Linked DNA regions of Homo sapiens: region 2 is linked to region 1. A link is a contact called in ENCODE Hi-C data. All regions are on one chromosome and are shown on one strand. Each heading gives the region's core, a stretch centred on a gene start or an enhancer-like site at or near the end of the contact. The rest is flanking DNA. Distances are from core to core; before and after follow the strand shown.

Region 1 (4,708 bases), core at 1-2,500:
AATAAGACAGCAAACCAAACAACAACAAACCTGCAAAGTCCAAAAGGAATCTTCAAGCACCTGACTTTCAAGCCATCACCAGAACATAATGGGGTTTTACAGTGGCAGGCTGATTTGGAGCATTTTTGCTAAACTATTTATTTTTCAGAACGGAGATAGGCTACTTAGAAAACTCACTCATAGTATCCAATGTTTTTAGAAAGTGTCATCACAAATAATTCCTGAGTTTGACGTACTAAAAAATAGTTGACACCTTCCAATGAAGTCACTACAGGCATAGCGCTTTTAAGCAGCTTGTCTGGAGCCTCCTCGAGTGCCTTAGAGGGTGGATTTGATAATATGGCCTCCTTAATTACGGATCACAGGTATGTGCTCAAAGTCCAATAAGTTTTTGCAAGCTTTATCGGTCTAAACCCTCCTCCATCCGTATTCTCCCGTTTAGAAAAACAAGACTGCAGGAGTAACCGTGGGGTTTTTTCTCTTAACAAAACCCCTGCCCCACCCACCTCACACACAATAACCTTCCATTCCAGAACTAAAGCTACTGTCAGAGAAGGACGGCGGGCGGCAGGGCCCTGGCTGGTGACCCAGGCTACCGGATTCCGGACCTCAGAACTGAGGTGAACTCTCTCACCCGGTCCTAGAGTAGTGTCCAATGTCCCCGAAAGGTACTACGTTCTCCACCACCGAAACCCGAGCTCTCGAGCCGGCATGGGGGGCTCTCCCTCCGGCAGCTGACTTCGATCCCGGGTCTCCCGTCGCCTCAAGGCCTCTTTCGAGGACTCGGCCCTCTCGGATCCGCTCCCCGGAGCTCGCTGCTCGTCCAGCCCCGCTTTGCGCGGGCGCCGACCGCCGATCGCCCGGCCGGCCGCCGGCAGGCCCGTCACCAGGCAACACCCACCAGCCTGAGCGGCCCTGGGAGGCCTAACCCGGGCGCGAGTCCTCCATTCCCTCCTCGCCGGCTCCGGGAGCCCAGGCGAGAGAGCCGCCGGTGAGGGAGGTCGGTCGGTGCCGGCGGCCGGTCACTTACCTCTTCCTTCTTCCAGGAGGGGCGGTGCTGGGGCTCTTTCCCCCCGCCCCCCTAATAAACGCCTCCTGGCTGTTCCTGCTCTGCCTTCGTGCCTGGCCACTGACTCTGGCTTTACTCCATATCCTCCGCCGCCCCCGCGGCCGCAAACGTCGGAGCTAGAAGGAAAGGGGTGGGGAGGGGAGGGACCGGGGACGAAGAGTAAGGGAGGGGGAAAAAGACTAAAAGACCTGCCGGCCGGGGGCATGACGTCACTTCCTGCCGGTTCGGAAGAGGCGGAGCCAGTACTTCTCTCCGCCCCGGGTGTCAGGTGGGGCGGGGCTATGGTGCCAGGGGAGGAGCCAGCGCGCGAGCTTATGGCGGTTCTTTTGACTCCGAGGTTCCGTAGACTTGTCAGTCAGAACGAGCTTCCGGGCCCAGGGCTGAACGGGCCAAGTTCCAGGAACCGTAGAGATGGCTTCTGCCGGAAAAGGAGGACAGGTAGCCCTGTATATCCTAGCCAAATGTGCAGTGAAGGTGGAGGGGGCAGCTGAAGGGAGCAGGCGGCTGGGACTCTGCTCCTCATTGGTCCAGGGCCCCGCCCATTTCCTAGCCCCGCCCCCTTCCTGCCCTACCAGGCACTGGACTGGGGGACCCAGGACTGAGGCTTTTTAGGGGTTACTGTGGTGAAGTGCCCTTGGAGCGTGCAGGAAAGCGTTTTTTCTCAAACTTTAATATACATACGAATCCCTAGGATCTTGTGAAAGTGCAAATTCTGATTGAGGAGTAGGGTCTGATAATCTGCGTTTCTAATACATGTCCAGATGGCACCAATGCTGCTGGTCCCTAGGCTACACTTACAGCAACAAGGGGTTAATGTACTAGAGGGCAAATTCCTTGAGCTAGAGGAGTTATTTCTTTAATCTAGCCTACTTGTTTAATGAAGGTTAGAGAGGTAGACTGTCTATGGAAAACAGGCTGTACCGCTGTATTTTCCACCTACCCCGTCGAGTACCCTCCTGCCCACCTCCGCCCATCACTTTCTGGCCTCCCCTCCTCAGTCTCCGCTCTGCCCACAATGTCTGGGGATAAGATTTCTTGAGTGATTAGACGGGTAACTTCTGTTACAGAAGGAATTTGAGGGTGGTGGATTTTTATTTCTGTCATTTTATCGTAAACATATGTATAGTTGGGCATACTTTTGCGGTTATGCATAGTTGGAGAAGAGAGCTTAAGTTCTTGGATTCTACCCACTTCCCCCTGCAAATCTAGAAAAAACATTCTAGAAGTTCTAAGTTATTCCCTTATCATTCTTTAATTTTTTTAATTAATTTTAATTAAATTTAATTTTAATTAAAATTTTACTGGGGTACGGAAGAATGAAGAATGACTGCGAACTATAGGTTTCTTTGTGGAATGATGCAATGGTCTGAAATTAGATAATAGTGATGGCTGCACAACTTTGTGAATGTACTAGAAACACTGAATTGTACACTTTAAAAGGGTACATCCTCTTTCATCAGCCACCATTACAATCCTTCTTCCCCAAGGTTACTCGTTTGAAGTTTATTCTTCCAGATCTTTCTATTTATTTACATACATTTTTACATAGGTTGGGAATTCATTTTTACCTAAGTAGGATAATAATATACAAGTTGTTCTGCTCAGCTCATTTTTAAAAAATTTTTGTTTTGGGTTTTTCTTTTTCCCTACTTAATGAGATCCTTGCACACTATAAACATAGCTCTACTTCATTCTTTCTAATGGCTGGCTACTATTCTATAGTAAGGGTATACCATAATTTATTTAACTGTTTTTTTCAGGTAATAGACTGTTTTTTTTCCCTTGCCCAGGCTGGAGTGCAATGGCGTGATCTCGGCTCACCGCAACCTCCACCTCCTGGTTCTAGCAATTCTCCTGCCTCAGCTTCCCAAGTAGCTGGGATTACAGGCGTGCGACACCATGCCCAGCTAAATTTTTTTGTGTTGTATTTTTGGTAGAGATGGGGTTTCACTATGTTGGCCAGTGTGGTCTTGAACTCCTGACCTCCACCTGCCTCAGCCTCCCAAAGTGCTGGGATTACAGGCTTAAGCCACTGCGCCTGGCCAACTGTTTTTGTTTCTAATTGAGACAGGGTCTCACTCTGTTGCCCTGACTGGAGTGCAGTGGCAGGGTCACAGCTCACTGCAGCCTCGGCCTCCCTGGCTCAAGTGATCCTCCCACCTCAGCCTCCTGAGCAGCTGGGACTATAGGAGCACGCCACCATGCCCCACTAATTTTTTGTATTTTTTATAGAGTCTCCCTGTGTTGCCCAAGCTAGTCTTGAAATCCTGAGTTCATGCGATCCTTCTGCTTCAGCCTCCCAAAGTGCTGGGATTACAGGCATGAGCCACTGAACCTGGCCAGTAATAGACATTTTGATTGTTTTTAGGTTTTCATTATTTCTCAGCAATTTTTTTTTCTTTTTGCCCAGAGAAGTGGGATTTCTGTTATTTGGAGAGTAAGTTCAGCATGTGATAAGGCAATTTTTTTTCATTATGCAATATGTCCATGTAAAATAAGGCACATCTTTATCTAAACCCCTTAATCGGGAGCAACAGTGGAAGCACTTTCTAGAGCCCAATATCTCTACAATGTTTGGTAGTTTCACTTCATAATTTAGATAATTGGGTTATATTCAAGTATTCAGCTCAAGTGGGTATGTGACCCTCTTTCATTTTTCAGCAAACTTTTTTTTTTTTTGAGACAGAGTCTTGCTCTGTCACCAAGGCTGGAGTGCAGTGGCGCGATTTCAGCTCACTGCAACCTCCATCTCCTGGGTTGAAGAGATTCTCCTGCCTCAGCCTCCCGAGTAACTGGGATTACAGGCGCATGCCACCACGCTCGGCTAATTTTTGTATTTTTAGTAGAGGTGGAGTCTCGTCATGTTGGCCAGGCTGGTCTCAAACTCCTGACCTCAGGTGATCTGCCTGCCTCGGCTTCTGAAAATGCTGGGATTACAGGTATGAGCCACTGTGCCTGGCCTTAGCAAACTTTTTAAACAGCTGGTTTAAACAATTAAAAAAATTGATTATTTAGTTCTTTGCCTTGATCTCCCTAATGAAGAACTAACCATTGTTCAAAAGGGCAAAAAGAAAAAAGAAAAGGCAAAGAGTTTGGTGAAGCCACAACTCTGTAATAATCAATACTCAAGTGTATTTGCATTACTTTTAAATATGCCCTAAAATAACATTCTTGAAGATTCGGTATAACTAGTAGTTAACCATGTAATAAGGGTATATAAATTCATATAATAATGTATTTCACATCAGTAAAGCAAGTTCCCAGGTTTACTCTGTTTTTATTGGCAGACCCACATGGTGCAACTTAGTAAATATACTATAGTTTATGTAAGATGTGAGATGACACGTAAGAAGGACATTACCAGCAGATATGCCTTCAACAAGCATAAGGTTGTCAAAACTGAAAAATTTGCATATTTTTGTATAATCTAGATTTGTTAGAAATGCATATTTAATTTTTTTCAGGATGCTCTGGTCCTTTTCAAGCTACTCAGCTATGGGATGGTATTATTCACTCTCTTCAGGCCCAAGTGGAAATAAAAAGAAGGAGGCATCATTTACAGACATACAAAGACTGTTTCACTGGTTCTGATGCTGTCGATGTGGTCTTAAGTCATCTTATGCAAAACACGTGCCTAAG
Region 2 (4,708 bases), core at 1,112-3,611, 4.3 Mb after region 1:
ACACTCACACTCACAGCCTGTGTTCTTCTTGTCTACCAAAAGAAGAGCAGGATTAAGTTGTCCTTGAACACACAGGTTCTGCATAAGGGAAGTGATGTGAAAATTTAAGACAATCACCTAAATAATTCACCCTGAAAACACTTTTACCTTAAAACATTCAGATAATGAGGTGGGAGATATATTTCAAAGCATCTCAAATAACCAGATAATTATTCCAATTCTATACTTGATTTTTGCACCAACCTAATATATAAGACAGTGATGATAGTAAGTGAAAATAAAAACAACACCATCCTGTACCGAGCTAATCATATTTGAATGGCAAAGTTCTCAATATTCTTGTAAATTTATTTCATTGTAATAAATCCAACAAACTGTGAGAACAATGTAGCAGACTCAAATGAAAAAGCCCCATCTTCCAGACCACAAGTCAGCTCCCTCCTTTTCCTTTCCCTACTTTTTGTGGTTTTGATGTGAACATAGAACATGTCTTGGAACCCAGGACTTCATGTTGGTGCATTAGTATCATTTTATTTATGTATTTATTTATTTATTTTTGAGACAGAGTCTCGCTCTGTCACCCAGGCTGGAGTGCAGTGGCGAGATCTCAGCTCACTGCAACCTCCGCCTCCCGGGTTCAAGCGATTCTCCTGCCTCAGCCTCCCGAGTAGCTGGGATTACAGACGTGCGCCGCCATGCCCGGCTAATGTTTGTATTTTTAGTAGAGATGGGGTTTCATCATGTTGGCCAGGCTGATCTCGAGCTCCCAACCTCAGGTGATCCACCTGCCTCAGCTTCCCAAAGTGCTGGGATTGCAGGCGTGAGTCACTGTGCCTGGTCGCATTGATATAATTTTTATAAGATACTCCAGTCCCAACCCAGGTACATATTTTTCAACTTTCTAAGCAAAATTTTAAATAATATTTTCATAGTAAATTGGGAATGTTTTCATCCCTTAATTAAAAATAAACCAGTCAAGCTGGGCGTGGTGGTTCACGCCTGTAATCTCAGCACTGGGAGGCCAAACCAGGTGGATGGCTTGAGCCCAGGAGTTCAAGACCAGCCTGGGCAACACAGTGAGACATTGTCTCTACAAAAAATACAAAAATTAGCCTGGCGTGGTGGCGTGCACCTGTAGTCCCAGCTGCTTGTCAAGCTGAGGTGGGAGGATGGCTTGAGCCTGGGAGGTGGAGATCGCAGTTGAGCCTGGGAGGTGGAGCCAAGATCATGCCACTGCACTCCAACCTGGGCAACAGAGCTAGACCCTGTCTCAAAAAAACAAAAAATAGGCTGGGCGCAGTGGCTCATGCGTCTCAAAAATAAATAAATAAATAAATAAATAAATAAATAAATAAATAAATAAAATTAAACCAACCCACAGTCCCTTAAAAGCTGGGCTCTTGCACAACCCTAAACTGCCTCAGATAAGCCGTGGTCAGTTTGTGAGACTCATTGATCGTGTGCAATTGTGGTCCCATGGCACGCTTTGGATTCAAATTCTCATCCAACTTCCCTTGCTACCCCAGGTCGCCCTCAAACTTTGTTCTTTTATTCATATCTGGCAGGAAGCTCAGATGAGTAAGAGAAATATCTTGTTTTCTGATGGTCAAATCTTGATTTATTATCACTCAGGGCCATTATCGTCTAAATGTTCTCCGTGGTTCTAAAGCTTTAGTGTACGAGATCACGAGGATGTGAAAGGTACTTTTGAAAAATTCAGGTCTCAGAACTCCAGCCCCAGTGATGCTGATTCTAAAATTCTAGGGATAGGGAGTGGGGGACGCAGGTGGAATCAGAAATCTGCCGTAAGAATAAAATAACCACAGGCCACCCTGACAAAGGTGGTCTTCTGGCCTCCCTTTAAGAAGCACTGGGGAGGACCTCAACCCCTTCTGATGGTTGGACAGTGATATTTTACCAGCAGAGGCAGGACCCTGATGCGTTCCAATGGGGTGTTCCTCTCTGAGCTCTTTGGACGGAATGACAACCCCAAGCAGCAGAGCGTGTTAGCAACAGGTACCCCAAAGGCTGGCTTGCCCGTGTATCTCTGTGCAGGGACGCTTTCACGGCGTTGTTTCCCTCCAGAGTGCACAGTGAGAGGAAGAGCGGCCAGCTCCGCCCGTGGCGGTCCCCACCCTGCGCGCCCGGCCACTTACTTGCCCACCACCAGGCTGGCGCCTTCCAGCACCGCCAGGCTGCGCAGCGCATCCCGCGCCAGGAAGCGCTCGCCGCGGGCGCACACCAGCACCACTTGCTGCGCGTTCTCCAGCAGGAGGCTGTGGCCGCTTGCCATGTCGCCTCGCGCCGAGGGTCGCCGGGAGGCCACCGGGCTCGGGCCACCGGCAGGACTCAGTGGAGGACGAAAAGCCGCAGCCTGCGCTGTCCGGGGCTGGGAGGGTGGGGCGGGGGCGGGCGCTCGCAGCCGCTGCCCTTTGCTCGCCTCCCCCAACCACAGCAACGGGGGCGGTAATCATTGCAAGAATGGCAACGAGTAATAAACCTGATGAGGAATCCTCTCTTTTTTGGTCGTCTTGTCCCATCCCGAGTAAACGAGATGGAGACTAGTGTCCCTACTTTTCAGATAAGGAAACTTAAGCTTGGTCACCCCGAGAGATCAAAGTGAGCTGTGTGGATCACGTGGTATGTGGAAGCGCGTCAAGGGTTGGCTGGGTGAGGGCACCCGGAGTGTTCGGGAGTGAGGGACCGGAACCTGGGGTAGAGCCCCGGAAGGGGGGCCATGGGGGAAACCTCTGCCCGGGGGGTTGGGGTGGGAGCCTGGAGATAGCGCTCCTGGAGAGGGCAGAGTAGGGGAAAGCTGTGCCCAGGGGCAGGGACGGGAGCTTGGAGGTAGAGCCCCGGGAGAGGACAGAGTGGGGGAAACCTCTGCCTAGGGTGCTGGGACGCGAGCCTGGAGGCAGAGCCCCGGGAGGGTACTGCGTGGAGGAAACATCTGCCCACAGGTTCTGGGGCGGGAGCCCGGGACGCGGAGGGCCGCGAGCCGAGGGAACCTGGGGGTGGGGAGGAGGGGGATGCGGTAGGGGAGGTGCTCCTGGGTCCGCGCGGGTGGCGGGTGCCCCGCACTTATCCGTTGGCCAGCTGCGTTCCGGGATCAGCTACCAGACGGTCCCTGAGATGACCGGGAACCGGGCTGGGGGAGGATAGAGCCGAGACTGGAGGATCGATTGGCACCTCCGCCCACTTTTCCCACAACGCCTTCCCGAACGATAGGTTGGAAAGGCTCCTGGATCCAAACTCGCTGAGGTAAAATAGGTTTCAGCTCAGTGTCCGCCCCTCCGCATGCCCCCTCCCACCCCTCAGCTGTGTCTGGTGGGCCTACAAGCAACTTGCGACCAAAATTGGAGACAGAATCAAGTTTATGGAAGATGGTCTGTGATTCTCAGCCTCGTCGCTTCCTGCTACCAATTGCTATGGAAACACTGCCAGGCCCAGGCTTTTGAGTCCTTAATTACTTGATTTCGTTTATTCATGTTTATCACAAGCTCTGTGTTAAGTCTTGTGGAACATACAAAGATAGGAAAGGCGCTTTCCCTGCCCAGTAAAGACTTTACAATAAAAGTGATAGATGTGGACACAAATAATATACTATAAAAGCAGACTAAGCCTGCAAACCCACAAAATATAAAAGTTAATTTAGTCTCATTAAAAAAACCTGGAACAGAAAGCAAACACTCCTTTAGATGACCACGATAAATAAGAATATAATTTAGCTTCATATTATGGCCTATAAAAGAGAGATCAGTTAGGAAAGAGAAAGATAAAAATTGGAAAATATATAGACAATGTGAGTGAAAGAGACCCTAAGGGTGGGGGGGAGGGGGCATCAGAAGATTATTCACAGCTCATATACACAATCACAAACAGGTTGTTTGTGTGTGTGTGTGCATAGCTTTTAAAAAGTTTATACATACATATATTTCTATGTCTTTAAAAAGAGAAGTAGAAATAGTGGGGAATAGAAACACATAAAGTCACTAATTCACAGAGAAATATTAAAATTTTCTATTATAAAATTTCTGCTGAAGACTTTAATCAGTTACATTTTGCAATTTTAGGCATATTTGCAGAACTATGCAATTGTATGTATAAAGGATGGGTTAAAATTATAGAAAAATAGGGTTCAATAAACTTGTCTTAGTCTGAGTTCTGTTTCCTATAAGCTGTTTGACCTTGGGGAATTTCTTTACAGTAATTTCTCGAAGCCTCGTTTTCTCATCCTCATCATAGGGAGAGCTGTTTCTACTTTATGGGCTTGTCTGAGTTTTAAATAAAATAAAACATAAATCACTTAGCCCAGTGCCCAGCTCTAAACAAGTAATAGGTATTATTACTATTATTCGTGTGTTTTAATCCTGCTATTTGTCTTCCTGGCCAATTAAGTTAAAGATTAGATTTCAGCCAATAGTATAGTTCCTCTCCTGACTTCACAGACCATGTACTTAAAGCTTGCAAGTTCTGGGTGAGTCTAAAAGAAATTATATTTCTTTTTCATAGGTATTTATGTTTGTGGGTGAACTGTGCATCTGATTCACAGTCCAGACAGACAACATTACCTGATAAGCTCCTGCAAACAGGAGGTTTGCAAAAGCAGAAAGGATGAGTGAATTTCTTTCCTTAGTTACTGTTCAGTAGTTATAGATGGATAAGGATGACACATTTTTCCTTGGTAATAACCAACATCCCGATAGCA

The links. A loop is a pair of places that touch in the nucleus more often than their neighbours do. Pooled maps may share reads with other maps.
Region 2: a pooled map shows a loop between it and region 1 (8-fold over the local background). The contact joins the promoter of AMDHD1 here to the promoter of SCYL2 in region 1. A Hi-C loop is called at or near these places in 5 of 50 pooled maps.

The regions. Positions count from the first base shown.
Region 1 is chr12:100,263,719-100,268,426 of GRCh38, reverse strand. It overlaps SCYL2 (SCY1 like pseudokinase 2), which reads right to left and starts at 1,250. Exons shown (of 18, transcript NM_017988.6): 1 at 635-1,250. DEPDC4 (DEP domain containing 4) reads left to right here and starts at 1,348. Exons shown (of 10, transcript NM_001364818.2): 1 at 1,348-1,507; 2 at 4,534-4,708. The coding sequence starts at 1,351. RefSeq lists enhancers at 616-675, 686-755, 1,426-1,505 and silencers at 826-905, 1,006-1,055.
Region 2 is chr12:95,940,984-95,945,691 of GRCh38, reverse strand. AMDHD1 (amidohydrolase domain containing 1) reads right to left here and starts at 2,361. Exons shown (of 9, transcript NM_152435.3): 1 at 2,157-2,361. The coding sequence starts at 2,293. CCDC38 (coiled-coil domain containing 38) reads left to right here and starts at 3,078. Exons shown (of 16, transcript NM_182496.3): 1 at 3,078-3,261.